Linked DNA regions of Homo sapiens: region 1 is linked to region 2. Evidence: read pairs that join two places in POLR2A ChIA-PET (ENCODE). Cell type or tissue: HepG2. All regions are shown on one strand. Links, peaks and the distances in the headings refer to the core of each region. The heading gives the core; the rest is flanking DNA.

Region 1 (15,518 bases), core at 5,671-10,670, 100 kb before region 2:
CCAGCTACTCGGGAGGCTGAGGCAGGAGAATGGTGTGAACCCAGGAGGTGGAGCTTGCAGTGAGCTGAGATCGCACCACTGCACTCCAGCCTAGGTGACAGAGTGAGACTCCATCTCAAAAAAAAAAAAAAAATTTAGAAACCAGTTACTGCCACATCCCACGTACCTGATTTGTGAGGGATACAAAGATTCTAGACGCAGTCCTTGCCAATGGGGCTAGTTAGCTCTAGAATGTCCATGAGCAAGAGAAAGGGCATTCCCTTTGGGGAGGAAGCATTGTGGGTAAAGGCCTGGAGGCAGGAAAGTGAAGGACAATTTCAAGAAACTCAGTTCATCAATTTTCATCAACACCTTCCTGGGCCATGCCTGGTACTGAGAACCCAGCCCTGAATCTGACATCATTTTCCCTTTCAGAGCATAGAATGCAGGGGATCCAGGAATGGGTTAACAGAAGAGAAGCTGGATCAAGGAGACCTTTGCGTACCAGGTGAAGGAGTTTGAACTTTGTTCTGCAGGCAGGCAGAGCACGACAGGCTCCTACCTGGGTCACTTCATTCTCCTATTTCTCTTCTCTTCCATCCTGTTCTGTTTCTTCTTACTCCTTTCCACTGGAAGAGCCACTGGCCGAAACTAGTGCTGAGTTCAAGTCCTAACTCTGCTGTTTCTCTAACTGTGCAGTCTTGAGCTAGTTACTTAGCCCCTCTGAGCCTCCATCTTCAAATCTGTTAAGTAGGGCTAATTGACACCTGGTAGAAAGTTTCAGTAAGGACCTGTATGTATAGCACCATGCAGGAATCACTGCCAAAGCTACCACTTGATAAGCAAGAGAGACTGCTACGGCTGCTGCTCCTACCTTTGGCTTCAAGGGACAGCAGACAGCCAGACAGCCAAAGACACTGTCCCCAGGGGTTGGGTGATGTCCAGCCCTGAAGAGGGCTGAGGAAACCCTCTTGCCTCTCTCTGCCAACTTCCTAGCAGTTCTGTTCAGGAGCCTAAGAACTTGGTGGGGGGATTGGGGGCAGGGGAATTTCCAAGGGAATCCCCAGGTGGAAAAGACAGAGCTGCCTCCCTCACCCTAAAGGTTACATCTGTCCCCGGACCCCAGTGCAGGACCCAATGCAGATCCCAGCCTTACTCTCTGGGCCTGAGGAATGGGGAGGGGCCAGGCAAAGGGGGATGCTCCAATCACTGCCTTCCCTGACTTATTTCCCAGACACCTTATTAGCCAGCCCCTCCCTAAGGGACCCCCTTTTAGAAGGAGGGGGCGAAGTACAGATGGACCCCCCAGGTTACCATGGAGACAGCAGGGAAAGGGTTGCTGTATCACCATGGCAATAATCGACGTCAGCGCTACCCTTTCCCATCGCTTGATATGAGAGGGGGACAGCCACCCCAACCACAAGCAAATCCCCCACAAATCCTCCTCCTCTTACTGAGCCAATCAACCAGGGGGGTCGCCAGACTTAATATAGCACAGGAGTTAAAAGCACAGACTCTGATGTCAGTCAAACCTTGGTTCAAATCCTCACTCTGCCTCATCCTAGCCGTGTGAATTTGAGCAAGTTCTTTAACCCTTTGAAGTCTCATAGGTGCCATGGGAATAAATAAGCTATGTGCCTCCAAGGATTACATGAGGATGACATGGGATCATGCAGGTAACAGGCGTGGGGTGTGCCTCACCCGAACTGTACATTGGCATTAGGGACGGTCAAGAATCCTACTCACCACCTTGAAACTTGTCAGGGGATTGTGGACCTCCAGATACAGACTCACACCCCCTAGAGGGCCCCCAGGACTTACAAGGACTGGGCCTCAGGGTTTGAGCATCTCAGGATTTGGGGATCTCAGAGTGGTCCCGGAAACAGTGGAATTTCCAGGCTCTGAGGAAACCCCAGATGCCACTTTCCCTGAAACCTCATCACATCCGGACTCGGACCCAACTTTCCCTTCTCCTCCCCTCTGCCTTGTCCTAGGCCTTATTAGCAGCCTTCTACCTCTTAGGGGCCTCCATCTGCTCTTCTAAGAAAAAGGATGGGTGCCCAGGCATGGTGGCTTATGCCTGTAATCCCAGCACTTTGGGAGGCTGAGGTGGGCAGACCTCTTGAGGCCAGGAGTTTGAGACCAGCCTGGGCAACATGGCAAAACCCTGTCTCTACAAAAAAAAAAAAAAAAAAATAGCCAGGCGTGGTGGCACATGCCTGTAGTCCCAACTATTTGGGAGGCTGAGGCGGGAGGATCACCTGAGTTCAGGAGGTTGAGGTTGCCATGAGCCAAGATCATGCCACTGCACTCCTGGCTGGGCACCAGAGTGAGACTCTGTCTCAAAAATAAAAAAGAAAGGGAAAGAGAGAGAGAAAGAAAGAAAAGAGAGATAAAGGAAGAAAGGAAGGAAGAAAGAAAAGAAAGAAAGAAAGAAGAAAAGGAAGGAAGCAAGGAAAGAGAAAGAAAAAGGAAAGTAAGGAAGGGAGGAAGGGAGGAAAGGAGGGAAGGAAAAAGGAAAGGGAAAGGAAGGAAAGAAAAGAAAAAGGATGAGGCCAGTGCAGTGGCTCACACCTGTAATCCCAGCACTCTGGGAGGCTGAGGCAGGTGTATCTTTTGAACACAGGAGTTCAAGACCAGCCTGGACAACATGGCGTCTCTACAAATTAAAAATATTAGCCGGGTGTGGTAGCGTGTGCTTGTAGTCCCAGCTACTCAGGAGGCTGAGCTAGGAGGCTCGCTTGAGCCTGGAAGGTCAAGGCTACAGTGAGCTGAGATCATGTCACTGCATGAATAAAAGAAAAAAAGATGGCCAGGCGCAGTGGTTCACACCTGTAATCCCAGCACTTTCGGAGGCCGAGGCAGGCAGATCACAAGGTCAGGAGTTCAAGACCAGCCTGACCAAAATGGTGAAACCCCGTCTCTACTAAAAATACAAAAATGAGCCAGACATGGTGGCGTGTGCTTGTAATCCCAGCTACTCAGGAGGCTGAGGCAGGAGAATCACTTGTACCCGGGAGGTGGACGTTGCAGTGAGCTGAGATCGTGCCACTGCACTCCAGCCTGGGTGACAAAGCGAGACTCTGTCTCAAAAAAAAAAAAAAAAGAAAAAAGACAAAGGATGGATGAGGGACTGCAGGTACGGTCACCACAGGGATATGGGTGGTCCAGTTCCCACTGCCCTCTCCCACCCACCATTAGGGTAGGAAGACCAGAATCATTCTCATTCCCTCCCTCTTCCCTGACTCCAGTACAGGCAACCACAGTTCAGTCTGCCCCAAATCCACTGCCACTGCCCTGAGTCAGGCCCCCCTTACTACTCACCCAATTATCCCGGCAGCTCCCTGCCAGGTTTCCCTCCTTCCTTCCTCAATTGATTCCTCCAATCCAGAATTATTTTATAAAGACCACAAACGCAGCTGGGTCAGTCTCCTATTTAAACCTCATCAATGGCTTCTTCACATCACTTGTGCAGCCACACTGGACACCTTTCAAATCATCACAAAACATTCCTCCTACCTTAAGTACACCATCCCTTCTGCCTGGAATAGCTTCCCCTGACCCCACAGATCACCCTCAAAGACAGTCCCCCTGACCACCATCCTTAGGGCCTGCATGGCCACTGTGTTGCCTTCAGTGTCCGTATCTATTCCTGATCTCAGCTTAATGCCTGTCTTCCCCATTACATGACAGGGGCCAGGGGCTGGACTGTCCTCCTCCTGACATCCCCAGGATCTAGAACAGGAGGGCTCAGGAATCTGCAGATTAGACTAGTTTGTGAATGACTGCTTGCGATGTCCACAGAGGAGAGGCCTTGGTGCTGTGAGGAGAAGAAATAGCAGAGCCACCTGCCTGGCTGGGAGTTTGGAAATGGCTCTCATGAGGAACGGACGCTTGAACTGAAGGATGAGAAGCTGTTACCCAGGCAAAGACTGAGGAATGCCCCAATACTGGGGTTGGCAGGGGCATGGGTTGGGTGAACTTGATGCTAAAGACATGGTGCAGGGAGACATATTCCTATGTTGGAAAGACACACCCAGCTGCCCTATAGGAACAGACCACACAGGGGATTGAGAGTGGCAGCAGGGAGACAGGTCAGGAGGCTGCTGCAGGAGGTGAAAGGTGATGGGCCCTTGGCTCAAGTGTTGGTGGCGGAAGTGGAGAGAAGCTATGGGATTTTAGGTACGTCCTGAAAGGACAGGTTTTCATAGCTGCTTGAGGATGAAAAGGGTGAGAGAAGCTGGGCACAGTGGCTCACACCTGTAATCCCAGCACTGGGAGGCCGAGGAGGGTGGATCATGAGGTCAGGAGTTCAAGACCAGCATGGCCAACATGGTGAAACCCCATCTCTACTAAAAATATAAAAATTAGCCGGGCATGGTGGTGCACGCCTATAGTCCCAGTTACTCAGGAAGCTGAGGCAGGAGAATTGCTTGAACCCGGGAGGCAGAGGTTGCAGAGAGCCGAGATTGCACCACTGCACTCCAGCCTGGGCGACACAGCAAGACTCTGTCTCAAAAAAAAAAAAAAAAAAAGGCGAGAGAGGGCAGAATCTAGAACCAAGTCCAGATTTCAGGTTCAGACAACTGGGAGATGGCTAAGCTGGGGAACATGGAGGGAGGGCAGGTATGCAGCCTGTTTCCTGAGAGGTGGGACATCCAGCAGGAGGGGTCCAGGAGGCAGGTGTGGGGTTGGGGAGAGGGCTGGACTGAGAAAGAGACATGAGTTTCTGACATGGGCTGGATGCTGAAGGCATGGGAGCTGATGAGACTCCCTGGGGACAGACTGTAGCAGGCCTGGGAACAACCATGATTAGGCAGTGAGCAAAGGATAAGAAATTTGCCATGTGGCAGCAACCCATAAGATAGCAAGAAAATCAAAAGTGCACAGTGTCCAGAAATACAAGGGCCTAAAAGTATCTGAAAGAGGAAGGAGTATTTGTGTCAAAGCTGGCCACTGCTAAGGGGTCAAGGCAGATAAAGACTTTTAAGCATCCCTTGGATTTAGCAACAAGGAGGTCAGCAGTGACCTTGGCAGGCTGTTCCTGTGGAATGGTGGGGGAGGAAGCCAGATTGCAGGGGCTGAGTGAGGAAGTAGAAACAACGTGTGTATACAACTCCTTCAAGAATGCTGGCTGCAGAGGGGAGCTGGCGAAGGATGTGGAGTTGAGGGAGGGCTTTCTTTTTTTCAAAGATATGAAAGACTAGAGCCTGTTTGTCTGCCTATGGAAGAAGCCATCAGGGAGGGTGAGGCTGAAGATAAGGAAAAATGGTTGAAGACAGGGAAAAAAGGAAGGGATTAAGGGAAGGAGAGTCCCCAAGGAGGAAAAACATTAAATTCCCAAATATGGCTGCAGAACTTGGGGGGCAAGTCAGGGCCTGTACTGGGCTCTGGGGGCTCAGAACAGCTGCCCACTCTCTCCGGCAGCCAGTGTGAGTCACTGGGGGGGAAATAGCCCAAACTGGCAGTGTGGGAAGGGGAGCTGGGCCAGCATGTTCCTTAGGATCCCCAGGGGTCAGGGAGGAGCAGGGCCCAGCCTGGGCTCTGAGCCCTGAACCCCATGCTGAGCTGGACAAGGACACACAGAAGGGTTGTCTCACCTTTTGTAGGAGCAGGCAGAGTTGTAGAAAGCCTAGGTTTTACTTTTGGCTTTTCACTGCCCGATTGTGAACCTCAGTTTCCTCTTCTGCAAAAAGAGAGGGTTAAACAGATCAAGGGCTTTTCAGTTTTGGGGAAGGAAAGTGTCAGGACTTTGCTGACAGTTTAGGGAGTCCTGGAGCCCCAGCAGCCTCCTGAACTAGAGTTGGCTGAGGAGCTGCCATTTAAGCATGCATAGAATTAGGGAAAAGGCTCCCATGAAAGCCATGGGGAGCAGGTCAGGGTGTGCCTAAGCCTGGGAGAAGAGGAGGCCCTTTGAGGCGTGATTTGTGCCTGAGCACACCATCAGGAGTGTGGGAGGCCAGCCAGGAGTGGTGGCTCATGCCTGTAATCCCAGCACTTTTGGGAAGCTGACTGGGAGGGGGGCAGATTGCTTGATCCCAGGAGTTTGAGACCAGCCTAGACAACATGGCAAAAGTCTCTACAAAACAAAGCAAACACACACACACACACACACACACAAAAATTAGCTGTACTTGGTGGTGCAGGCCTGTGGTTCCAGCTGCTGCAATCCCAGCAATCCTCCAGCTAATGTAGGAGGACTGCTAGGGCCCTAGGAGGTCGAGGATGCAGTGAGCAGTGATTGTGCCACTGCACTCCAGCCTGGGTGCCAGAGTTGAGACCCTGTCTCAAAAAAAAAAGAAAAAAGAAAATAAAAAAAGGTTGGGCATGGTGGCTCACCTGTAATCCTAGACTTGAGAGGCCAAGGCCGGTGATTCACTTGAGCTCACGAATTCAAGACTAGCCTTGGCTACATAGTGAAACCCTGTATCTACAAAAAAATACAAAAAATTAGCCAGGTCTGGTGGTGAGTGCCTATAGTCCCAGTTACTTGGGGGGCTGAGGCAGGAGGATCGTTAGAGCCTAGGAGGTCGAGGCTGCAGTGAGCTATGATCGCCCCACTGCACTCCAGCCTGGATGACAAAGTGAGATCCTGTCTCAAAAAAAAAGTGTGTGAGCAGGGGCTGGAAGCCCTGGGTGGGATGAGGAAGGGTTTCTCCAATGGGCAGCTGACCTTCCTGTCCCTGGCCCCCTCCTGCTGCCTCTGTTTGTCCTTGCACTTCTGTCCTTGACCCTGGGGAGGAGTGTCTCTGGGGAACCTGGAGATCTGGTGACCAGCCCCCTCCCACTGAAGCGGCTAGTGGGGGCAGACTAGACTAGACCTCACGAGAGAGACCAGCTCTGCCCCCAACCCCTCTGCCAGCTGACGCCTCCTGGCCTTCTGCTAAAAACAGCCGGGCCCGGGGGGAATATGGGTTTTCAGGCCTCCCCCTCCTCGCCCAGGCAGGTATTAAAGAGAGGCCGAAGTCGGGCCAGACCGGCTGGACACCATGCTATTCACCGAGACTGCTCACTTCGTGGTGAATTTTCTTCTGTCCCAGTGAGGGGGCCCGAGGGAGGGCGCCAGCTGGATAAAGCGCCCTGGTCTGGCAGCTGGGGGAGGAGGCACTCAGGTCCTTGGGAAGGCGCCAGTGGGGGCCTCCAGTCCCTTTCCACGTCCCTCTAAATCGACCAGGAGTGACCCCGGCCCGTGCCCTGCCTCGTCCGATCGGAGGCAACTTCCTCCTCCCCGCCTGTCGTGTTCTCCTGGGGTGACCGCTGTCCCATCTCCCCCGCAGGCGGCCCCAGGCCACGGCCCCGCACCGCCTGGACCAGGAGTTGTGTTTCTGGGGCAGCCGGGGCCCGGTCTTGCCGGCGCCCGCCGCCCGCCGCAGCCTGGGCGACTACTGGCTGAGCCCGCAGCGCCGCCACCCTCCGGGTGCCGCCTGGCACTGGCCCGCACGCAACCTGTTACTGCTGCCCCCGGCCACCGGCCTGGCCGACGTACCCTCGGCGCGCTGGCCCAGCTGCTACGGCGCGCGCCCGAGACTCACGTGAGTGCGCCGGGAGGGGCGGGGCGAGGGCCCGGGGAGTAGACGGGGTGACCGGGGCCTATGCGAAGGGGCGAGGTCTAAGGAAGGGGCGGATCCAGAGCCGAGGATCCGGGCCTGGGGGCGAGGGGAGGGGGCGGAACTGGGTGGGAAGGGCGGGGTCTGAGGGCGACCGGGAGCGGAAGGAAGGGGCGGGGCTAGGCGGAGTGGGCGCAGACCCGGAGGGAAGGGACACTTGCCCCAATCCCGTCTTCCCGATTTCCCTTCCCTCCAGGTGGAAGCACCGGTGGCAGAATATTAACTACTATTTTCTGGGCAAAAGGAAGCGACATCTAGTTCCCTTGCGCCCGTGAGAGCCGGTGAGGGGCGTGGCCACAGGGGGCGCTGTAGGTGGGCGGGGGCTCGCGGAGGGGCAGGTCTTGGGCGGGGCCTAGCTAGAGGCGTGGGGGAGGGGCGAGGCCCGAGCACGAGGTTGGCCTGCTGCAGTCGCGGCCTGCGAGGCTCCAGGACCCTGTGCAGATGAGCCGCAGTCAGAGGGGCCCCGAGTGCAGGGCGTGGTCTTTGCAGGGTTATTTTTCCCCGCTCTTCTTGGGCTGACACAAACATACTTTTAAAAAGATTGACAAATTTGACTATGTTGAAATTTCTGTTTGTCAGGAGACATCCCCAAAAAAGTAGAGGAGCCCCAAATAGGACTCCTCAAACATAATACCAGCTCTGTGCCCAGTGCAGGGAGTCGGGGACCAGGAAAGTGGTGCACTCGGGTGGGCACCAACTGGGTCAGAGCAAAGGTGACTCCAGCCCTGGGCCTAGAGGCGAAGCTGAATGACCAAGGGAAGGGAAGCTCGGGGTCAGTTTGAAGGGCCCTGTCGTGGTGATCATCCTGTGTGTCTGTGTTCACATTTCGGTGCATCTCTGAAAGTCTGTACCACCTCTGAGTGTGGTTCTGTTTCTGTGTGTTCTATCTCTGATCTATGTGTCTATTTAGTCAACGAATATTTATCAAGGGCTTGGCCAGGTGTGGTGGCTCACGCCTGTAATCCCAGCACTTTGGGAGGCTTAGGGGGGCAGATTGCTTGAGGCCAGGAGTTCTAGACCAGCCTGGGCAACATGGCGAAACCCCATCTCTACTAAAAATGTGAAAAATTAGCTAGGCGTGGTGGCGTGCACCTGTAGTCCCAGCTACTCAGGAGGCTTAGGTGGGAGAATCACTTGAGCCCAGGAGGCAGAGGTTGCAGTGAGCCAAGATCGCACCACTGCACTCCAGCCTGGGCAATACAGCAGACCTTGTCTCAAAAAAAAACAAAAACAAAACAATTATTTATCAAGGGCATGTTTTAGTGATTTGTGACAGGTTTATACACTGAGTTAATCACTGGGTTTACACTGGTGAAGCAAACAGTTGAGGTCCCTGCCCTCATGGAACATACATTCTGGTGGGGAGACAGGCCATAAACTGGAGAGAGAAACAGTGTGTTATGTTTGAGAAGAACAGGGCTGGGTCAGGTGCTACTTGATATGGGATGGGCAGGGACTTGGTCTTTTCTTGAGGGGGCAGGGGGACGGAGTCTCGCTCTGTCGCCCAGGCTGGAGTGCAGTGGCGCAATCTCGGCTCACTGCAAGCTCCGCCTCCTGGGTTCACGCCATTCTCCTGCCTCAGTCTGCCACCACGCCCGGCTAATTTTTTGTATTTTTAGTAGAGATGGGGTTTCACCATGTTAGCCAGGATGGTCTCGATCTCCTGACCTTGTGATCTGCCCGCCTTGGCCTCCCAAAGTGCTGGGATTACAGGCGTGAGCCACCACGCCATGCCGGGACTTGGTCTTGTTCACAGGTCTAGAACAGTGCCTAACACATAGCTGGGGCACAGTAAATGCTGAGAGAATGCATGTGTTGTCGGGAGGTCACTTCTGAGGAGGCAAGTCTTAAACGAGGCTAGCAAGGATGGTCAGCCGCTTCCAGAGCTTGGGAAGAGTGTTCTTGGTGGACGGAACAGTGTAGTCTTGTTGGTAACCACTTGCCTCTGGCTCTCTGTGCCTGGAGAATAGTGTTTCTGTGTCTTTTTTGTTTGTAGTCTGTGATCCTGGGAGCCCTGGGGCCAGTTTAAACAGGGCCCCATCAGGGTCTCTGGAAGTGAGGTCACTGCCCAACAGATTCACCCCACTGGCTAACTCTGGCTTAACTGGCTGGGCCTGGCCATTCCCCTGGAAGCAACTCCTCCCCACAACAGCATCAGTCCCACGACCTCTGGCTCCTTCCCAGGGCAGCATCCTGCAGTCCGGAAGGAAGTTCTTCGTCCTGTCTAACCACAGACCCCGCTGAGGCAACCCCAGCCTTTTCCTCTTATTCTGCCTTGTGGGCAGAAGGGAGGAGATGGGCTGACCCTTCAGCAACGGGTCCTGGCCTAGACGGAGAGCCCAGTAAAGACCTGACAGAGTGGGGGTGACAACACCCTGCAGCCTCGGGGAAGTGAACTTCAAAGGGCAGAAATAATCACTCATCTCAGAAGCTTCTTTGGCATCCATTATCTCATTTAATCAATTAACACCTACTTTATAGACAGAAACTCAAGCAGGCCCAGGGAGGGAAAACAGTGGCAGAACTGGGACCAGAATCCAGGCCTCTTGATAAAATAGTAATAATTAATATTATTGCACATATACTCACTGCCAGGTACTGTGCTAAAACTTTGCATGCATTTTCTTCTTTAAGCCTCATCACATCCCCATGAGGTGGGTACCCTCATTATTCCTGTTGTCCTCAGATGAGAAGGCGGAGGCTCAGAGCTGTCAAATGACTTGTCCAAAGACACCCAGGCAGTTCATGGCAGGACAGAATTTGAGCCCAGGCAGTCTGGCGTGCTCAGCCATGCTCCCTGTGCCCTGGGATTCGGGAGGATTGTCACAGATGTCTACTTTCCAGGGACTTGGGGAGACAGGCTTCAGGCTCTATCACATGATGATCCTGGGGCCGACTTGTGCCAAGGCTGGGCTGGGAGGGAAGATGGCCTGGACGCACAGCGTAATCCTGAGTCCCCTCTCTGTGGATGACGATGAGTTACCTTTGCCCTCCCTCCTGAGATCTCTGTGGTTCTGCCCTTCATTCTCCAAATAAAATCGCTGTGGCCTCACTCTGGCTATCTCTACTTTGAGGGGATGATCTCGGTTTTTCCCATTGACACACACTGAGTTGACCAAACCTACAGGGCTGGAAGAGATTCTGCCATCACCTCTTGACCTTCCCACCATGCCCACCCCACCCATGAGCTCCTTGGGGGGATAATGGATGAAAAAGGCCTGGTTCCTCCTCTCCTGACTCTCAAAGTGCCACAGAAAGAGGAGACATGCACCAGCTGAGTACAGTGTCACAGGAAGGTGACATTAGTTTGGAGCACAGTGGGTCATCTGGTGGGTCAGGAAAGTCTTCTGGAGGGGTCCCTGGAGCTGGTTCTTGACAGGTGGGCGGGCACTGGGGTGCACATGCCCAGGGAGCTATATTCCAGGCAGAGGGCACAGCGTGGAGAAAGGTTTGGGGATTTGTGAGACTGGCAGCCAAGCGGGCTCTCCCTAAAATGAGGCCAGCCAGGGCATAGCTTCAAAGACCTTGAAAGCCAGTACAAGGGGTTATCCAGGCAGAAACAGGGAGTCATGAACAGGTTTAAAGCAGGGGAGGGGCTGGGTGCGGTGGCTCACGCCTGTAATCCCAGCACTTTGAGAGGCCGAGGTGGGTGGATCTCTTGAGGTAAGGAGTTCGAGACCAGCCTGGCCAACACAGTGAAACCCCGTCTCTACTAAAAATACAAAATAGCTGGGCATGGTGGCGTGCACCTGTAATTCCAGCTACTCGGGAGGCTGAGGCAGGAGAACCACTTGAACCCAGGAGGTGGAGCTTATAGTGAGCCAAGATCACGCCACTGCATTCCAGCCTGGGCGACAGAGCGAGACTCTGTCTCAAAAAATAATAAATAAATAAATAAATAAATAAAGCAGGGGAGGGGTGCGGTCTGGCGATTGGTCCCTGGCTGTCAGCTAGGTCTGAGGCCTCAGGCACCTGTCCTTGCACCCTCTCTTACCCACTCTCCCAGGTCCTGTCCAGGACTGTGGCCTTGATGGGTTTCCCCCAAGCCTCCGTGCAAAGGTCTGGCAGAGGTTGCTGATGGCTAGAGGAAAGAGCTGCCCTGACTCATCCACTCACTGCTCAACAGGAGCCCCCCTCCCTCACCCACATAAGACCCCCCTATGGGCCAGGCACTGTGGCTGACGCCTATAATCCCAGCACTTTGTGAGGCTGAGGCAGGCAGATCGCCTGAGGTCAGGAGTTTGAGACCAGTCTGGCCAATATGGCAAAACCCTGTCTTTACTAAAAATACAAAAATTAGTGGTGTGGGGCACCTGTAATCCCAGCTACTTGGGAGGCTGAGGCAGAATCACTTGAACCCAGGAGGCGGAGGTTGCAGTGAGCCGAGATCACACTACTGCAATCCAGCCTGGGCAACAAGAGCAAAACTCTGTCAAAACAAAACAAAAGAAACAAAAAAACCCTATGATCCATCCCCTGCCCTTTACGGGGCTCTCAGTCAAAGAAACAGGTGAGACTGGCAGCCAGGTGGGCTCCACCTCAAATGAGGCCAGCTCAGGGCAGCCCCATACCCAGCTCTCCGGAGCAGCAGCCATGTCCCTCCCTCCTCCAGCCCCTCTCCCTTCGCGCAGAACCTAGTCCCCATCTCTGGGGCTCTCTGATCCAGGAATGTCTCTAGACTTCATCCTCTCCTCCTCTACCCTGTTCCCTCGCCTAGTTCAGGCCACCATTGCCTTTGTCTGGACGAGTCCATTGACTTTTCCCTGGGTTTCCTGCCTCCAACTCTGTCCTCTCTGATCTGTGTCCACTGGGGCCTGTTTGTCTGTTTTACAGGTCCCTATGGGACATCCAGGGTGACCTCCAAGGTCACCGGGAGTTCTGGACAAAGATCTAGGCTGGAGATAGAGACTTCAGAGTAGCATATAGCTGAGCTCATAGATATAGGAGAGAGAAAAGACAGACAGAGGGGTGGTCGATGGTCTCATTTTTTCTCTCCAACACAGATTTCTCTCCAGGCCATAGATCTAATGACATCCCAAAGCCACCTTGGTTTAGCCTGGACCAAACCGACCCCTCTTTTTCTATGCACACACCGCTGCTCTTCCCCAGCTTCCTCCGTGGTGCTTGACACGCCCTTCTGCCCATTTTCCCAAGCCAGACCTTCGGTCCCTCTCAGCCCTCCCACCTCCCCACTCCCACGTTGAGTCCTTCCCTGAGTCCTGTGGCTGCTGCTCCTGAACGTCCCCCGTGCTCCTTCCCTCTCCTTTCCTCTGCCTTTCAGTGGCATTTAACATGGTGGATCACTCACTCCTTCCGGAAGCTGTTTCTTCCCCCAGCCTTGAGGACACCCCTGCTCCTGGCTCACTGGCCATCAGCTGATCCCCTGATGGGAGTCTAAATGTCTTCTGCCTTCTTTTTTTTTTTTCTTTTAGAGATGGGGGGTCTCACTACATTGCCCAGGCTGGTCTCGAACTCCTGGGCTCAAGCAATCCTCCCGCCTCAGCCTCCCAAAGTGCTGGGATTACAGGCATGAGCCACCGCACCAAGCCTGGCTCTGCCTTCCCTTCTTGAGCCACTCTTTCTCTCTAGTGGATCCCGTTGAGCCCTTTGGCTTCAAATTTGGGATCACCCCTGAACTATTACCTGGAGATGGAGCTTCAGGTATTAACTGCCAGCCTGATGGCTCCATGGGGATTCTAACAGGCACCTGGAACTTCAACTCCAAGGCTACCCTCTTAAGCCCCGGCACTGAGAGCAGGGAGAACCATGAGCTCAAGACACGTGGGTGCTGGCCAACTCTCCCTTCCACTTGAGTTCAGGCCCCATCATCTCTGACCTCGATTACTGCAACAGCAGGGAAAGACAGCCAGGCAGAGGGGACTGCCTGTGCAAAGGCAGGAAGGAGAGCAAGGTTATGGCTTGGCCAGAAGCCCAGAGTGTGTTGTGGGGCTCCGATAGCAAATACCTTAAATGTAAGGCTCGGGCTTGGTCCTGAGAGCAATAGGGAGCCACTGAAAGGTTAAAATCCAAGGGGAGCACATTTGTTTTTACACTTCTGTCACGCCTTTGTTCATTCCTCCCCTCGTTTACTTTGTCTGTCAACAAATAGCTGCTGAGCACCCTCTATTAGAAAGTGACCCTGAGACAGTGGAGAATGTCTGGAGGGGCAGAACTGGTTGGCAGAGAGGTCAGTGAGAAGCTGATGACGTAACCCAGCCCAGGTGAATGAAGGGTCTTCCACAGGGCGAGGCATGGAGAGGAGCAATGAGCTGAGATCAGTCCAGGTTCCTGGCTTGGGCAGTGGAGGAGGTAAGTAAGGTGTGAGAGGTGCCGAGCCCAAAGCTCAGAGCGATGGAGTCTATGGTGGGAAGAGCCAGTCCTTCCTCCTGGGGACTCTGGAAAGCTCCTCGGGAGTGGCTTGATCTGGGTTTTAAAAGAAGAGTAGGCCGGGCGCAGTGGTTCACCCCTGTAATCCCAGCACTTTGGGAGGCCGAGGCGGGCAGATCATTTGAGGTCAGCAGTTTGAGACCAGCCTGGCCAACATGGTGAAACCCCATCTCTACTAAAAATACAAAAATTAGCTGGGCATAGTGGTGGGCACCTGTAATCCCAGCTACTCGGGAGGTTGAGGCAGGAGAATTGCTTGAACTCGGGAGGTGGAGGTTGCAGTGAGCCGAGATTGTGCCACTGCACTCTAGCCTGGGCGACAGAGTGAGACTCCGTCTCAAAAAAAAAAAAAAAAAAAAGAGAAGAGTAGAAATTTAGCAAGTAGAGAGGAATGCTGGGCAGAGGAAACAGCATGTTCAAAGGCCCTGAGGCAGGACGGAGCTCAGCACTCAGAGGAACTGAGAAGCCAGTCGAGTTGAAGCTCAGCAGGCCAACTGGAGTGCTATGGCTTGAATGTGTCCCCCCAAAAGTATGTGTATTCCCCAATGCAACAGTGGTGAGAGGTGAGGCACTAGGGAAGGGTCGCTAGGGATATGAGACCTCTCTGAACAAGCAGAAGAGAAGGGGAATTTAGGCCTGGTGCAGTGGCTCATGCCTGTAATCCCAGCACTTTGGGAGGCTGAAGCAGGCAGATAGCCTGAGGTCAGGAGTTCGAGACCAGCCAGGCCAGCATGGTGAAACCCTGTCTCTACTAAAAATACAAAAATTAGCTGAGCGTGGTGGCAGGCACCTGTAATCCCAGCTACTTGGGAAGCTGAGGCTGGAGAATCACTTGAACCCGGGAGGCGGAGGTTGCAGTGAGCTGAGATCACGCCATTGCACTCCAGCCTGGGCGACAGAGCGAGACTCTGTCTCAAAAAAAAAAAAAAAAAAAAAAAAAAAGAGAAGGAGAATTTAAGGAGGGGCTGGGAGGGGACAGAAAGATGAAGTATGTGTTTGGGTGCGGGTGGGGGGCCACTCCAGAGTATATTTTTCTGGAAAAAGGCACTAAAAGGTCCCAGGAGGACACTTATGGGTTGCAAGAGGAAAGGGAGAGAATCTTCAGGATTCTGAGGAAGAGGCACATTCCTTTCTCATATAAGAAATTAATTGAGGCCAGTGGCTCACGCCTGTAATCCCAACACTTTGGGAGGCCGAAGTGGGAGGATCACTTAAGTCCAGGAGTTCTAAGGCCAGCTTGGGCAACATGGCGAGACATTGTCTCTGTGGAAAAAAAAAAAAAAAAAAGCTGGCCATGATGGTGTGCACCTGTAGTCCCAGCTACTTGGGAGGCTGAAGTGAGAGGATCACCTGAGCCCAGGGAGGTCGAGGCTGCAATGAGCTATGAATGCACCATTGCACTCCAGCCTGGGTGACAGAGCAAGACCCTGTTAAAAAAAAAAAACAAAAACAAAAAAAGAAAGAAAAGAAAAAGAAAGAAAGAAAAAGAGAAGAAGAGAAGGAAGGAAATAAGGAAATTTATTGAAGCCAAATAAATTCCCCCCT
Region 2 (15,518 bases), core at 6,790-11,789:
TTTTCATATTTGTTTAAATACATAATACTTTTTTTTTTTTTGAGATGGTATCTCACTCTGTGGCCCAGACTGGAGTGCAGTGACACAATCATGGCTCACTGCAGCCTCGACCTCCCATAGCTCAGGTGATCCTCCTACCTCAGCCTCCTGAGTAGCTGGCACTATGGGTGGGCAACACCACGCCTGGATAATTTTTGTATTTTTAGTAGGGACAGGGTCTCACCACGTCACACAGGCTGGGTTTTTTTTTTTTTTTTTTTTGAGACGGAGTCTCGCACTGTTGCCCAGGCTGGAGTGCAGTGACGTGATCTCAGCTCACTGCAACCTCCACCTCCCAGGTTCAAGCGATTCTCCTGCCTCAGCCTCCCGAGTAGCTGGGATTACAGGCACCCGCCACCATGCCTAGCTAATTTTTTGTATTTTTAGTAGAGACGTGTTTTTTAGTAGAAACTAATTTTAGTTTCACTATGTTGGTCAGGCTGGTCTCGAACTTCTGATGTTGTGATCCACCTGCCTCCGCCTCCCAAAGTGCTGGGATTACAGGTGTGAGCCACTGCGCCCAGCCTGGTTTTTTTTTTTTTTTTTAAAGAGATGGAGTCTCACATCTCACTCTGTCACCCAGGCTGGAGTAGTACAGCACATGATTGTAGCTCACTGCAACCTGAAACTTCTGGCCTCAAGTAATCCTCCCACCTCAGCCTCCCGAATAGCTGGGATTACAGGCAGGAGCCACTGCACCTGGCTTTAATTCCGCTCTCTCTCTTTTTTTTTTTTTTCCTTTAGAGATGGGATCTCACTCTGTTGCCCAGGCTGGAGTGCGGTGGCATGATCATGGCTCACTGCAGCCTCAACCACCTGGGCTCAAGTGATCCTCCCACCTCAGCCTCCTGAGTAGCTGGGACCACAGGTACACACCACCAAGCCCAGTTAATTTTTTTATTTTTTGTAGAGACGGGGTCTGCCTATGTTCCCCAGGCTGGTCTTGAGCTCCTGGGCTCAAGCAGTCCCCTTGCTTTGGCCTCCCAAAATGCTGTGATTATAGGTGCAAGCCACCACACCTGGCTTAATACCTTTTTTGAATGAACTCTGTAGCCTCTCGACACAGAGAGAACAAAAAAAAAAGCATTATTTTGGATGCAAACAAAATGGATTTATTTTCACAAATTGGGAGTGTCTTGAACATAGAACTGATTCTGCTAGTCAAGTATCGCTATAAATAAGGGATATAGAGCAATTATTCTAATTGGTATTTTAGTAGAAGTCCCCCAACCAGTAACGTGAATATACCTGATAATCCCTTTTACTGAGTCCGCTCCCTTGGGTACTTTGGTGTGCTTTTTGTATCATGGACAGTTTTATTAGGATGGAGCCTTACTTACAGCTTGGCAATCCACACTGCTTTATAAACGTTTCTGGGAGTCTGGCAGCTCTGGAAGCTCAGTTCACCATGTCCATGCCATGGCAACCCAAATTCAATCCAGGTTCTCCCAATCACTTGCTGGCAGAAGGGCACCAGGCGTGGTGGTTCACACCTATAATCCCAGCACTTTGGGAGGCTAAGGTGGGCAGACAGATACGTGAGCCCAGGAGTTTGAGACCAGCCTGGGCAACATGGCAAAACCCCGTCGGTACAAAAAAAATACAAAAATTAGCCGGACTTTGTGTCCCATGCTTGTGGTCCCAGCTACTTGGGAGGCTGAGGTGAGAGGATCACCTGAGATTGGGGAGGTCAAGGCTACAGTTAGCCAAGATTGGGCCACTACGCTCCAGCCTAGGCGACAGAGCAAGACCTTGTCTCAAAAAAACAAAAAAAACAAAAAAAAAAAAAACAAGACTTACTGGCAGAAGGTTGTTGGGCAGCTTACTAAACCTCTGCACTTCCCTCAGTTCCTTCATCAGCAAAATGATGACAAAAATAAGACTTGCATCTAAGGCTGGCTGTGGTGAGCATTATACGTGATATATAGATGATCTCATATAATAAAATGCTTAACATAGTGCTTGCTACATAGACACTGGCCTTAAACATCTTTCAGGCTAAAATGATTGATCATTTTCATTTTCCTTCATGATTTTTGGCACTTCCACGGGCTACCTTTTCACGTTTGATATATGTACCTAAAATGGAAACTTTACTACCATAAATGGAAAACCAGAATCATGAGACATAAATAGAAGTGAAACAACAGCGCACACTAAAATAAACACATAAATTAACATTCGTAAATGGTCATCCATTATCCCCTAAAATCACTTACACACCTGAGTGGTGTACAGGTCATATTTTAGGAAATGCCACACTGCAAGAGAGAACTTTGGGCTTAGGCTGCTGCTTGTGGATTAAAGGAGCTGGCCTATTGACAAAAATGTAATGGGTGAGGTAGGACGATTGCTTGAGACCATACATAGTGTGAGTGCAGCTTGGGCAAAATAGTGAGATCTTATCTCCACACACTTTTTTTTTTTAAGACAGAGTTTTGCTCTTGTTGCCCAGGCTGGAGTGCAATGGCACGATCTCGGTTCACTGCAACCTCCACTTCCCGAGTTCAAGCAATTCTCCTGTCTCAGCCTCCCAAGTAACTGGGATTACAGGCGCCTGCCACCACGCCTGGCTAATTTGTTGTATTTTTAGTAGAGACAGGGTTTCACCATGTTGGCCAGGCTGGTTTCAAACTCCTGACCTCAGATGATGCACCCACCTCACCCTCCCAAAGTGTTGGGAGTTTAGTAGAAACCCCATTTCTACTAAAAATACAAAAGTTAGCCGGGCTTGGTGGCATGTGCCTATAGTCCCAGCTACTTGGGAAGCTGAGGCAGGAGAATTGCTTGAACCCGGAGACAGAGGTTGCAGTGAGCTGAGATAGTGCCACTGCACTCCAGCCTGGGTGACAGAGCAAGACTCCATCTATAAATAACTAAATAAATAAATAAATAAATTGTATTGTTATTATTATGTTTTAATAGAGACGGGGTGTTGCTATGTTGCCCAGGCTAGTCTTGAATGCCTAGTCTCAAGAGATCTTCCTGCCTCAGCCTCCCAAAGTATTGGGATTATAGGCATGAGCCACTGTGCCTGGCCAAGAATTTTTTTATAATTAGCTGGGCATGGTGGTACACATCTGTAGTCCTAGGCTACTCAGGAAGCTGAGGTGGGAGAACCACTCAAGCCCAGGTGTGTGAAGTTACAGTGAGCTATGATCACACCATGTGCCCCAGCCGGGGCAACAGACTGAGACACTGTCTCAAAAAAAAAAAAAAAAAAAATAAATTTAATGGGTACCTCCTATGTGCCAGATTCTGACCTAGAGCTGAGGATGCAGAAGTAAGCAGACAGAGAGCGTCCCATGCATTTGGCCCTGCCCTCTGTGACAGAGGTGGGTGCCCCTCTGGTGGGTCACTTCATTTTCACAGGAGGCTATAAGGCTTGTAGTTAGCTCACTGATCAATAATATCTGTGACTGCCGACAACATGGCCGCACATGACAGCAACACTTGCCAGGAAGTAACATTTCAAAATCACCACCGTTAACCATTTACCAAGCTAACGTTTAGTGAAACAGTTAAAAGGATGAGGTATTTTGTATTGACATGTATTGACACGGAAAGACATCCCGCATACACCATGGCAAGCAAGTTGCAGAACAGAATGCAGAGTATATGCCTATTTGCATTGACATATGTATACAGGGGATTCTTTTAAATAAGCTCTGTGCTAAGCCTTTATTTGCATTATTTCATGTAATTCTCATAATAATCCTATGAAGTGCTATTATTATCCCCATTTTACAGATGCAAAGACTGAGGCCCAAACCAGGTAAAATGATTTGTCTGAGGCCTCATAACAAACAAATGAGCAGTGGAGTTGTGAAGTGAGTCCCGGTCTGCCAGCCTGCAGAGACTAGACTTAACCTCCATGTTTTTCAGCAGCCATACATGGGAAAATCTGGAAGGACACACACCAAATTTTTCACGATGGGCATATCCCAGAAGTGGGATTGGAGGAGGCTGCATTTCTTGTATTTCTTTATATGCCTCTTACTGTTTGAGTTTTAAATTTTATTTTTTTTTTAAATAATTAAATAGAGATGGGGTCTGCCTATGTTGCCCAGGCAGGTCTCAAACTCCTGGGCCCATGTGATCCTCCCATCACGGCCCCCCAAAGTGCTAGGATTACAGGTGCGAGCCACTGTGCCTGGCCTGTTTGAGTGTTTTTAAAACAGCAATGTGCTAATTTTGTAATTAGAAACAAAAACAGCCGGGCGAGGTGGCTCATGCCTGTAATCCCAGCACTTTGGGAGGCTGAGGCAGGCGGATCACCTGAGATCGGGAGTTCAAGATCAGCCTGACCAACATGGAGAAACCCCATCTCTACTAAAAACACAAAATTAGCCGGGCGTGGTGGTCCATGCCTGTAATCCCAGCTACTCGGGAGGCTGAGGCAGCAGAATCACTTGAACCAGGGAGACGGAGGTTGCAGTGAGCCAAGCTCGCACCACTGCACTCCATCCTGGGCAACAAGAGTAAAACTCTGTCTCAAAAAAACAAAAAACAAACAAACCAAAAAAACCCCACAAAACTTAGCCAGACATGGTGGCACACGCCTGTAATCCCAGTTACTGGGGAGGCTAAGGCAGGAGAATCACTGGAACCTGGGAGGTGGAGGTTTACAGACATGCACCACCATGCCTGGCTAATTTTTTGTATTTTTAGTGGAGATGGGGATTCACCATGATGGCCAGGCTGGTTTCGAACTCCTGACCTCAGGTGATCCACCTGCTTTGGCCTCCCAAAGTGCTGGGATTACAGGCGTGAGCCACTGCACTCTGCCGTGTTTATTTTTTAGAGACAGAATCTAGCTGTGTCACCCAGGCCAGAGTGCAGTGGAGCGATCACAGCTCACTGCAGCCTCAAACCCCTAGCTCCAGATACTTTAAAATCAACACTGAGGTTGATTGTGAGAGGCCCCATTACTGGATGGTACCTTGGTCCCACCTGCTCCTCACCACCTACCCCACCCCACCCCACTGAGAATTACTTTCACTGAATTGAGCTTGGCCTTGAAGCCATCAGCTCGTGGGTGTGTGCATGGAGTTATAGGATGTAGTCTGTGTTTTATGTGTAGCCCCTGCCCTGCCTCTGAACACATCTGTACACGTAGATTTTCCCATGATATGTATGGTGTTTTGGCTTGTGTGTGTGTGTGTGTGTGTGTGTCTGTGTGTGGCTGCGTGAGAGACCCTCTTCTAAAGTAGATCCCATGGCCCCGCTCAGAGTCCAGCCTGCCTGAGTTCTCACACTCCTCACACTGTATACAGGAAACAGGCTGATTTGCAAAGCCACACCACAAGTGTGAGGGAATGGGTGGTTCACTGGCCCACCAAGGTGCTGAGTGGGCATAATTTGGGTGTGGACAGCCCTCCCTTTGGTGCATCATTTGCAGGGGGAGGGAGTGCCCCACCTCCCTTAAACACCTACTATGTGCTGGCCAGGTGCGGTGGCTCATGCCTGTAATCCCAGCACTTTGGGGGGCCGAGGTGGGCGGATCACGAGGTCAGGAGATCGAAACCATCCTGGCCAATATAGTGAAACTCCATCTCTACTAAAAATGCAAAAATTAGCTGGGCATGGTGGCGCGCCTGTTAATCCTAGCACTTGGGAGGCTGAGGCAGGAGAATCACTTGAACCCGGGAGGCATTTTTGTTTGAGATGGGGTTTCGCTCTGTTGCCTAGGCTGGAGTGCAATGACTCGATCTCTGCTCATTACAACCTGTGCATCCCGGGTTCAAGCAATTCTGCCTCAGCCCCCTGAGTAGCTAGGATTACAGGCACCTGCCACCACGCTCGGCTAATTTTGCATTTTTAACGAAGACAGGGTTTCACCATGTCGGCCAGCCTGGTCTCAAGCTCCTGGCCTCAAATGATCTGCCCGCCTCAGCCTCCCAAAGTGCTGGGATTACAGGTGTGAGCCACCGTGCCCAGCTTGATTATTGCCTCTTTACAGATAAGTAAACTGAAGCTCAGAGAGAGAGATGAAGCCACTTGCTCAAGGAAATGGTCCAGCGGAATTGTGACTGGGTCGGCCTGTCTCTGAAATGCACATTCTCTGCTCCACACCACACCTGTGGGCTCTCTGGCCTTTGGTCTTGCTCTGAGGTCTCTGCCCTCGTGGTACCCAAGGAACAGAATCCAGGGATAGTGACCTTGGCTTCATGTCCTACGCACTCTTGAAAATGGGTCTTTCTCCTTCTCAGAACTGTCTTGACTCTTGCAGGAAGCTTTCCAGATCTTAAGAGACACCTTCTCCCCTCCTCTGAACCAATGCTCAGCCTGTTCTTGGCCCTTGTCCACTTGGCCCTTCTCTCTTTGAGAAGAGCCTCTGTTCCTGGGGCCCAAGAGCAAGGGACCCTGTCTGATTCGTCTGTCAGCATAGGGCTGGGTGGAAGGAACTGCTCATGCCTGTCCAGGGTGAATGACCCTCCCTGAAGTGCGAGGAGAGCCACCATGTTCCCTAGCCCCCACAAGAGGCTACAGGACTTGGAGCTGTAGACAGGAGAAAGGCTGGGACCAGCTGACTAGGCGGAAAGTGTGTGTCAAGAAAAACTCCAACGAAGCAGGGGAAACCTGGAAATCTGGCTGAGTGAGGACTTCCCAAAAAAATTAAGGCTCAGAGTTAAAAAGTGAGGAGGTGAGCAGGTAGCAACTATGCCTCCCCAGTCTCTCTCCACCTCCCTGGGGTTTGAAGCAGGAATCAGCAAAACCAACTGGCCCTACACAGGCAGGGCTGAAGCGGGAGGGAGCCAGGGGCGAGGGGAGGACATCCTGCTGTGACGCTTGGCAGGGGCAGGAATGGTGACTTTCCAGATGGAAGTTCAGCGCTTCCTCACCCAGGACCAACTGCACCCCTGTCTGGGATAAAAATAGTACTTCCTCTTCCTTTCTCCCATCATTCTCTTTCACTTCCAACTTCCCATACTCAGATCAGATATGTCCATCCACCCTGGAGCTCCATCCCAGATGATGGACACCCCCACACATATCAGTTCACGCCCATCAGGAGATTCTTCCCTCGATCGCTGAGGCTAAAATCACTCCTCGCATGTCCATCTGGATGCCTTGGGTGATCTCTGTCTCTCTCTCTCTCTCTCTCTCTCTCTCTCTCTCTCTCTCTCTTTCTCAGGAGATTCTTGTCACTGGGGTCTGCCCCAGAAACCAGAAGGATTCCTGGGTCCTCTGAGTCCAGCCTGTCCATCACCCTGCTCCAGGCGGGGTGGCCACAGCCTCAGCCATCACTCTCAGCCCTGCCACTGCCTTGCTGAGAAACCGTGGGCAGTGAGTGCCTTGTTCTCTCTGGGCCTCAGGAGCCTCATCCTCATGGCCTGAGGGACTGGGCTTGGTGGTTTCTGGAAGCCTTTTTAACACCTGACTGTCCATGTGCCTGGTGTCCAGGAAACACGCTCCCAGTCAGGTGGGGCCACTGGTGGACAGCACGACAGAGGCAAGCGACACCAGCTTCGCAGGAAAGAGGCGACCCAGCTACACTGCCTGCCTCCCACCTGACCTTGAGCGAGGATCTTCTCTCCCCAGCCACAAAGGGCTGCTGCATCCCTAGGGAGCCTGGGCCCGCACAGCTGCAGCCGTCTGCTATCAGGCCTCTCACCCCGGCGCCTGCGCCCCCAATACCAGCGCTCCTTACCTGCCCAGCCCGGGAGCCCTCTGGCCCCATTCACATGGTCCTCCTGGCCTAACCTGGCTGCCTGGACAGTCTCAGCTCCCTTCGCCGTCGTAGCCACCACCTGTCTCCCCGCGCCCACGTCCCACCCTGACTTCCTGCCTCCTCCGGAGGGCTCCGCAGCCAACCGGGCCCCAGCAGCCCAACCACAACCCTCTAGCACGCCAAGCTTCCTGCCACCATAGACCCCTGCCTCTCAGCCCCTGGGGGTCCCCTACATCTCCAGACCAGGTCCATCTTCCCCTACTGTCCCAGGGTGACACTGGGAGGTTTAAAGTTGAGGGGAGGATGTCTGATAGACCCTCCCTTCTGCCCTCCAGGGTGCATCTGGGCAAGAGATTCAAGGGCAGCCTTTGGGCCCAGTGAGCAGGGGGCAAGCGGACACACACTCAGCTTATGGTGAGAGGCAAACAGCACCTCAGCACCACCGTTGCAGCTGAGAGACCCTTTTGTTTCTGTCTGGCAGCAAAGGTAGCATCGTTCAGAGTCAGAGGAGAGGACAATATCCCTGTTAAATAGCTGGTGAGCAGACCATGCATGTTACAGTCAGGTCAGGCCGAGAGAACAATTCCCATGTCATCTCAGGGCATGGAACAGTAGCTTTATTATAGTCAAGGGTAGGTGAATGGCAGGCTACCATCCCTCTTACAGACAGAATGCTGGAAAACAGCCTGTTTCAGGAGGCAGACAGGACAACCTCATGTCTTCAAGAGGGCATAGTAACGGCCCCTGCTGTAGTCAGAGGCCAGGACAACACCCATTAATCATGGTTGGAGAGTAGGGCAACAGTTCGAATTCAGGTAGAGGCAAGGCCACAGCCCCTGGCAGAGGTGGAGGGCTTGGCACTATCTCCTGCAACAGGTGGAAGACAGAGCAAACAGGGCCGCTCAGGCCCCCAGGTGCAGGCCACAGACTGTCAGGACTTTCTGTTATAAGCAGGAGGCAAGAAGATTGTCACGAGCAGCAGGCAGGCAAAGAATTTCCATTTCCCCTGGGGCCAGGCTGAGGGGGCACCCATCATTAGCTGAGGGCCAGGTCACCAGTGATATGAGGAACTCCAGGTGGCCTCATCAGGTCCAAGAACTCGGCCTTGACCCCACCAGGAGGAAAGTGCACATGCGTCACTGCCTGAGTGAGCTGGTAGGGGGAGGGGAACCCACAGAGCATTGTTGGGGCTTGTGAGGTGGAAGCGATGCTGTGTGCACCTCAGCTGCAGAGAGAAGTGGGGGCAGGAAATAGGTGGGGGGAAGAGGAAGCCTGAGTTGGAAAGTCAGACAAAGAGGGTAACACAGAAACAAAGGCTGAGAGAGACAAAGTGAAAAACCTTCACAGTGACACAGAGCCTAGAGTTGGAGCTCCAAGCCTGGTGCAGGGCCCAGACTCCCTTGCAATGTAAGCCTGAACACTTCACGGTCCATCTCCCTGTCTCAGCACAGAGTAGAAAGACTGCCGCGCTGGGAGTGAGTAATAGTTCATATTCACTGAGCGCTCACTGTGCACTATCTCCCGTAAGGCACATCTGCTGCCTGTGGAGTGAGAATCAGCATCTCCATTGTGGAGGTGAGGAAACAGACTCAGGGGTTAAGGGAGCTCCTCAGGGTCGAATAGAAATAAACGGTGGCTCAGGCCTGTAATCCTAGCACTTTGGAAACCCCAGGCAGGTGGATCACTTGAGGTCAGGAGTTTGAGACCAGCCTGGCCAACATGCTGAAACCCTGTCTCTATTAAAAATACAAAAATTAGCCGGGCATGGTGGCGGGTGCCTATAATCCCAGCTACTCGGGAGGCTGAGGCAGGAGAATCGCTTGAAATCGGAAGGTGGAGGTTGCAGTGAGCCAAGATCGCGCCACTACTCCAGCCTGGGCGAAAGAGTGAAATTCCATCTCAAAAAAAAGAAAAAAAAAAGAAAAGAAAAGAAAGGAAATTAGCTAGGCGAGGTGGTGGCCACCTGTAATCCCAGCTACTTGGGAGGCTGAGGCAGGAGAATCGCTTGAAATCAGAAGGTGGAGGTTGCAGTGAGCCAAGATCGCGCCACTACTCCAGCCTGGGCGAAAGAGTGAAATTCCATCTCAAAAAAAAGAAAAAAAAAGAAAAGAAAAGAAAGGAAATTAGCCAGGCGAGGTGGTGGCCGCCTGTAATCCCAGCTACTTGGGAGGCTGAGGCAGGAGAATCGCTTGATCCCCGGAGGCGGAGGTTGCAGTGAGCTGAGATTGTGCTACTGCATTCCAGCCTGGGTGACAGAGTGAGACTCTGCCTCAAAAAAAAAAAAAAAAAAAGAAGCAGAAGAAATAACAACAACAAAAAGAAATAAACGGGGTAGCTGGCTTTGAACCCATGTCTCTCAGATTCTGCATTCTTCAGGAGCCCAATTTACCTAAGTCACCTCCCATGGGCCTGCAGTGAACTAGGGTGGTCCCAGTGACAGGCGACATTCAGATAGCGGCCTTGGGCCTGAATAAACGACTGCAAGAGACCTTGATGGGAACCAGAGAAAGCGTTTATTGAGGAGTTTGAGGGTGTGAGCTCCTCCTCCTCCCCCTCCCAGCTGGGTCAGCAGAGGAAACAGGATGCTGGGGTTTTGCACTCTTGGAATTCAGCTCTCAGAAACCTGAATGTTCCTCCTCCCCCGCCAGGAGCTGGTGCCTCTGGGGCACCCCTCCCTTTCCTCTTCCCAGGCAGGCAGGGGAAGCGGCATTGGGAGAGGGGGCGGGGAGTCGGGGGGCACAGGTGTTCCTCAGCAGAGGGTGAAGCGCCGGGCGCTGATGTTCATGCGCGTGAGGCCCAGGTGCCGCAGCAGCGGGGCCAGGGCTAGGCCGGCCCCGGGCTCCAGCTCCAGCTCCAGCTCGGCCTCATCCAGCAGCTCCTGGTGCAGGTGACAGGCTTGGTCCATCTTCAGTCGGTGCAGCTGGGCCCGCAGCCGCAGCAGCTGCCCTGCCAGCTGCCTGTCCTGCGCCTGCATCTCCCGCTGCGGCCGAGAGGGGGCGTGAGCCTACTGGACAGGCCCTCGGCCGCGCGCCGTTTCTCCCTTCCTGGCAACGCTGGGCCTTTGCACTGACTGTGTCCTCCCCAGCCCCCTCTCACCTCAGCTTGATCTCTCCCTATCTCCCAATCTGGCTTCACCTGGTGGTTCTCAAACCCAGCTAAGGAGTCATTATTAAGCAAATCCAACTGCCTGGGCCCCATCCCAAATCAACTAAGCAGAATCTCTGTGTTGGAGCCTGGGTATCTTTATATTTGCACATGTTGAGTTGGGAGCCACCTACTGAAACTTCACCTCTTCAGAATCTGCCTGCAGCATGGCCAGTGCCTCCTTTTGCACTTCGCTGTATCTTTAGGCCATAGAAAGTCCCAGAGTAGGGGAGGCTGTGTATTTCCCTATTTATAATGGTGCCCCACACCCCCCAACACCAGTGCTCTGTCCCCTAAGCAACAGGAGCACAAGGTCAGTAGATTGGATGGAATCCTTCTTCAGCAAGCCTCCCTGAATACAACACTGGACAAGTCCATTCCCGGCTCCTCAGCCCAGGACACCGGAGCGGGCGGTTGCTGGAGGCAGGGTCCATTCTCATCCCTTCCCCATGCCTGTGGTCTTGGACCCTAAGGAGGACCAGCCTGAAGGCCCTGGGCAAAGCTGCCCACCCCACCAGACTCACCAGCTCCCGTCGGAGCCACTCAAGGGCGGAGTCCATTGAGTCGAAACCACAGATGTCCCCAGGTCCCCCTGGTCCAGGTTTGGCTTGGGCCCTGCGCCAGGCCTGGCTCTGGACCTGGGCTGTCCACTCCAGATATGAGGGCCGCCGAGTCTGCAGCTGCAGCTTGGCTGTCAGTGCCTTCACAGAGTCCAGGCTCTCCCCCTCCTCATCCTCCTCGTCCTCTTCACCCACTGCCTGGAATTTCAGTAGCCCCAGGGACATGGCAGGTTTGAGGTGAGTGACAGGGCAGGGCTGCAGCTCTGAGATTAGGGAAAGGCTGGCAGTATTGCCCAGGGAGAGGTGGCAGAAGTTGAGGGTGAGAAGAGCGTGCCAGGGAGTGTGTGGTGGTCAATGTTCAAGGTGGGTTAGGGGGGCTGAATGTGCCAGGGTGAGTGAGCAGATGGGTGTGTGAGGCCAAGTATGCAAGGGCTGGAATTTTCCTGGACTGCTAACTTGGGAGCCACGTGATGCCCATCTGGGTGGGGGCCGGAGGAACCCTGCTCCTCTGGCCCTTTGGATGAATTTTATTGTCTTTGCCCAGAAGGAGACACCCAATTCCCAGAAAGGAAGTTGCTCCAGGATGAGAAAAGCATCATTCATACCAGAGTCTTGGCCCTCCTCCCAAGACTCATGTTAAGGGAGCTGAGATCAGGAAGGAGGCTGCCTAGCCACCCCTTGTCCTTACTCGTGACACCAGCCCTTCAGGAAAGGACTAGCCTCCAGGGCCCTGGCCTGGGAGTCAGGAGACCTGAGTTCTAGTGCTGGCTCTGCAGAACCTTGGGCAAGTCACTGACCTTCTCAGAGCTCTGTTGGGACAGATGAAGGATTTCAAGCTAATACTCTAAGGAGCCCTCAAGGGCTGCCTGCAGGAGAAGGACAGAGCTGTGGATGGGCTCCTTGCCTTCCATCTCCCTGCCCCTCCCAGGGCTTCAACCAGAGCAGTTCCCTTTTTTAAACTTTGTTTTCAAACATAACATACACACAGAAGGACAGGTGCAGTGGCTCACGCCTGTAATCCCTGCACTTTGGGAAGCCGAGGTGGGCGGATCACGAAGTCAGGAGTTTAAGACCATCCTGGCTAACACGGTGAAACCCCGTCTCTACTAAAAATACAAAAAATTAGCCGAGTGTGGTAGCATGCATCTGTAGTCCCAGCTACTTGGGAGGCTGAGGCAAGAGAATCGCTTGAACCCGGGAGGCAGAGGTTGCAGTGAGCCGAGATCGAGCCATTGCATTCCAGCCTGGGTGACAAAGCAAGACTCTGTCAAAAGAAAGAAAGAAGGAAAGAGAGAGAGAGAGAGAGAGAAGGGAGGGAGGGAGGAAGGAAGGAAGGAAGGAAGGAAGGGGAAAGAAGTGTAACATACACACAGAAAAACTGTACATATCATAAATGCATGGAGACACGGTGGCTCACGCCTGTAATCCCAACATTTTGGGAGGCTGAGGCGGGCAGATCACCTGAGGTCAGGAGTTTAAGACCAGCCTGGCCAACATGGTGAAACCCTATCTCTACTAAAAATACAAAATGAGCTGGGCGTGGTGGTGCATGCCTGTAATCCCAGCTACCCAGGAGGATGAGGCAGGAGAATCACTGGAGCCTGGAGGCGGAGGTTGCAGTGAGCCAAGATCACACCACTGCACTCTAGCCTGGGCAAAAAGAGCGAAACTCCATCTCAAAAAATAAGTAAATAAGTAAATAAATGAATGTATGGCTCGATGAATTCTCCCAAACTGAACACATCCATGTAACCAGCACCCAGATCAAGCAACAGAGTATTACCAGCACCCAGGAACCGCTGTTAGCCTCCCATGTGCTCCTGGCCTGTCACTAATCTAAGGGTAACACCACCCTCATTCTAACAGCATAGTTTTCTCTGTTTATATGCCTTCTAGTGGTTCACAAACTTTAGCATGCATCAGAATCACCTAGAAAGCTTGCTAAGATGGCTAGGCCCCACCACCCAGAGTTTCAGATTCAGTATGTATGGGGTGGGGCCTGGTAATCTGCATTTCTACCAAATTCCCATCCCAGCTGCTGCTGCTGGTCTGGAATTTTACAATTTATGCTTTTTTTTTTTTTCGAGACAGGGTCTTGCTTTGTTGCCAGGCTGGAGTGCAGTGGTGGGATTACAGCTCACTGCAACCTTGAACTCTTGGACTCAGGTGATTCTCTTGCTTGACCTCCTCAGTAGCTGGGACTTACAGGGCCAAGACCCCACACCCAGCTAATTTTTTTTTTTTTTAAGTTTTTGATAGAGATGAGGTCTTCCTCTGTTGCTCATAATGGTTTTGAACTCAGCCAGGCGCGGTGGTTCACGCCTGTAATCCCAGCACTTTGGGAGGCCAAGGTGGGTGGATCACGAGGTCAGGAGATCGAGACCATCCTGGCTAACATGGTGAAACCCCATCTCTACTAAAAAAATACAAAAAAATTAGCTGGGCATGGTGGCAGGCACCTGTAGTCCCAGCTACTTGGGAGGCTGAGGCAGGAGAATGGCGTGAACCCGGGAGGCGGAGCTTGCAGTGAGCCGAGATTGCGCCACTGCACTCCAGCCTGGGCAACAGAGTGAGACTCCGTCTCGCCGGGCGCGGTGGCTCACGCCTGTAATCCCAGCACTTTGGGAGGCCGAGGCGGGCGGATCACGAGGTCAGGAGATCGAGACTCCGTCTCAAAAAAATAAATAAATAAATAACAGGATTGAAAGAGGATGAGAAAGAAAAAAAAATTAGGGCATGGTGGCACATGCCTGTGCCCAACTACCTGGGAGACTGAGATGGAAGGATTGCTTGAGCCCAGAAGGGCAAAGCTGCTGCAGTGAGCCCTGATCACATCACTACACTCCAGGCCTGGGTGACAGAGGCCGACCTGTCTCAAAATAAAAAATTAAAAAAAGGCTTCTGTATCTATGAAGTACCATTGTTTTATTCCTTTATTCTTTTTTTCTTTTCTTCTCTTTTTTTTTTTTTTTTTTTTTTGAGAGAAGTCTCACTCATCCCCCAGGTTTGAGTGCAATGGCTCAATCTCGGCTCATTGCAACCTCCGCCTCCCGGGTTCAAAAGATTCTCCTGCCTCTGCCTCCCAAGTAGCTGGGATTAAGTTGCCTGCCACCACTAATTTTTGTATATTTTAGTAGAGACGGGGTTTCGCCATGTTGGCCAGGCTGGTTTCGAACTCCTGACCTCAAGTGATCCACCCACCTCAGCCTCCCAAAGTGCTGGGATTACAGGCGTGAGCCACTGCGCCCAGCCTATTCTTTTCTTTTTTATTTTTTTGAGACGGAGTCTCACTTTGTCGCCCAGGCTGGAGTGCAGTGGTGCAATCTAGGCTTACTGCAAGCTCCACCTCCTGGGTTCATGCCATTCTCCTGCCTCAGCCTCCCAAGTAGCTGGGACTACAGGTGCCTGCCACCATGCCCCGCTAATTTTTTTGTATTTTTAGTAGAGACAGGGTTTCACCGTGTCAGCCAGGATGGTCTTGATCTCTTGACCTCGTGATCCGCTCTTCTTGGCCTCCCAAAGTGCTGGGATTACAGGTGTGAGCCACCGTGCCCGGCCTCTTTTTTTTTTTTTTTTTTTTTTAATGAGACGGGGTCTCACTCTGTCACCCAAGCTGGAGTGCAGTGGTGCAATCTCAGCTCACTGCAACCCCCACCTCCCAGGCTCAAGTGATCCTCCCACCTCAGCCTCCCAAGTAGCTGGGACCACAGGCCCATGCCACACCTGGCTAATTTTTTGTGTTTTTGGTAGAGTTGGGGTTTCACCATGTTGCCCAGGCTGGTCTCAAACTCCTGGGCTCAAGTGATCCTCCTGCCTCGGTCTCCCAAAGTGCTAGGATTATGGCCATGAGCCACCACTCCTCTCCCTATTCCTCTATTCTTTTTCTTTCTTTTTTCTTTTCTTTTTTTTTTTTTTTTTGATACAAGTCTCACTCTATTGCCCAAGCTAGAGTGCAGTGGCGTGATCTCAGCTCACTGCAACATCCACCTCCTGGGTTCAAGCAATTCTCCTGCCTCAGCCTCCCAAGTAGCTAGGACTACAGGTGCGAGCCACCATGCCTGACAAATTTTTCTATTTTTAGTAGAGACAGGGTTTCACCA

Evidence for each region. Peaks named below come from ENCODE experiments on the same cell type or tissue, not always from the same donor. Only the 100,000 strongest peaks of a DNase experiment are listed, where the experiment ranks them.
Region 1: POLR2A ChIA-PET joins it to region 2 with 13 read pairs; 13 of 35 experiments call an interaction of 5 or more read pairs at or near these places.

Annotation. Positions count from the first base shown.
Region 1 is chr1:32,343,603-32,359,120 of GRCh38, reverse strand. It overlaps LOC124903949 (a long non-coding RNA gene), which reads right to left. Exons shown (of 2, transcript XR_007065661.1): 2 at 10,022-10,715. LOC105378629 (a long non-coding RNA gene) reads left to right here and starts at 7,257. Exons shown (of 3, transcript XR_947157.3): 1 at 7,257-7,511; 2 at 7,783-7,867. LOC124903933 (a long non-coding RNA gene) reads right to left here and starts at 7,519. Exons shown (of 3, transcript XR_007065642.1): 1 at 7,466-7,519; 2 at 6,319-6,409; 3 at 1-5,665. RefSeq lists an enhancer at 5,472-5,986 and silencers at 7,191-7,710, 9,639-9,933. In HepG2, for the core only: CTCF peaks have their summits at 7,037 and 7,849; DNase peaks (open chromatin) are centred at 6,720, 7,060, 7,590 and 9,630; H3K4me3 peaks cover 1,598 bases.
Region 2 is chr1:32,243,547-32,259,064 of GRCh38, reverse strand. It overlaps FAM167B (family with sequence similarity 167 member B), which reads right to left and starts at 11,843. Exons shown (of 2, transcript NM_032648.3): 1 at 11,383-11,843; 2 at 10,209-10,694. The coding sequence starts at 11,643. The coding sequence ends at 10,464. LCK (LCK proto-oncogene, Src family tyrosine kinase) reads right to left here and starts at 7,800. Exons shown (of 13, transcript NM_005356.5): 1 at 7,694-7,800. RefSeq lists enhancers at 4,618-4,717, 8,448-8,537, 8,588-8,797, 8,988-9,197, 10,426-10,585 and 2 more and silencers at 5,398-5,447, 5,508-5,587, 5,608-5,707. In HepG2, for the core only: a CTCF peak has its summit at 10,708; DNase peaks (open chromatin) are centred at 8,254, 8,834 and 10,704; H3K4me3 peaks cover 1,115 bases.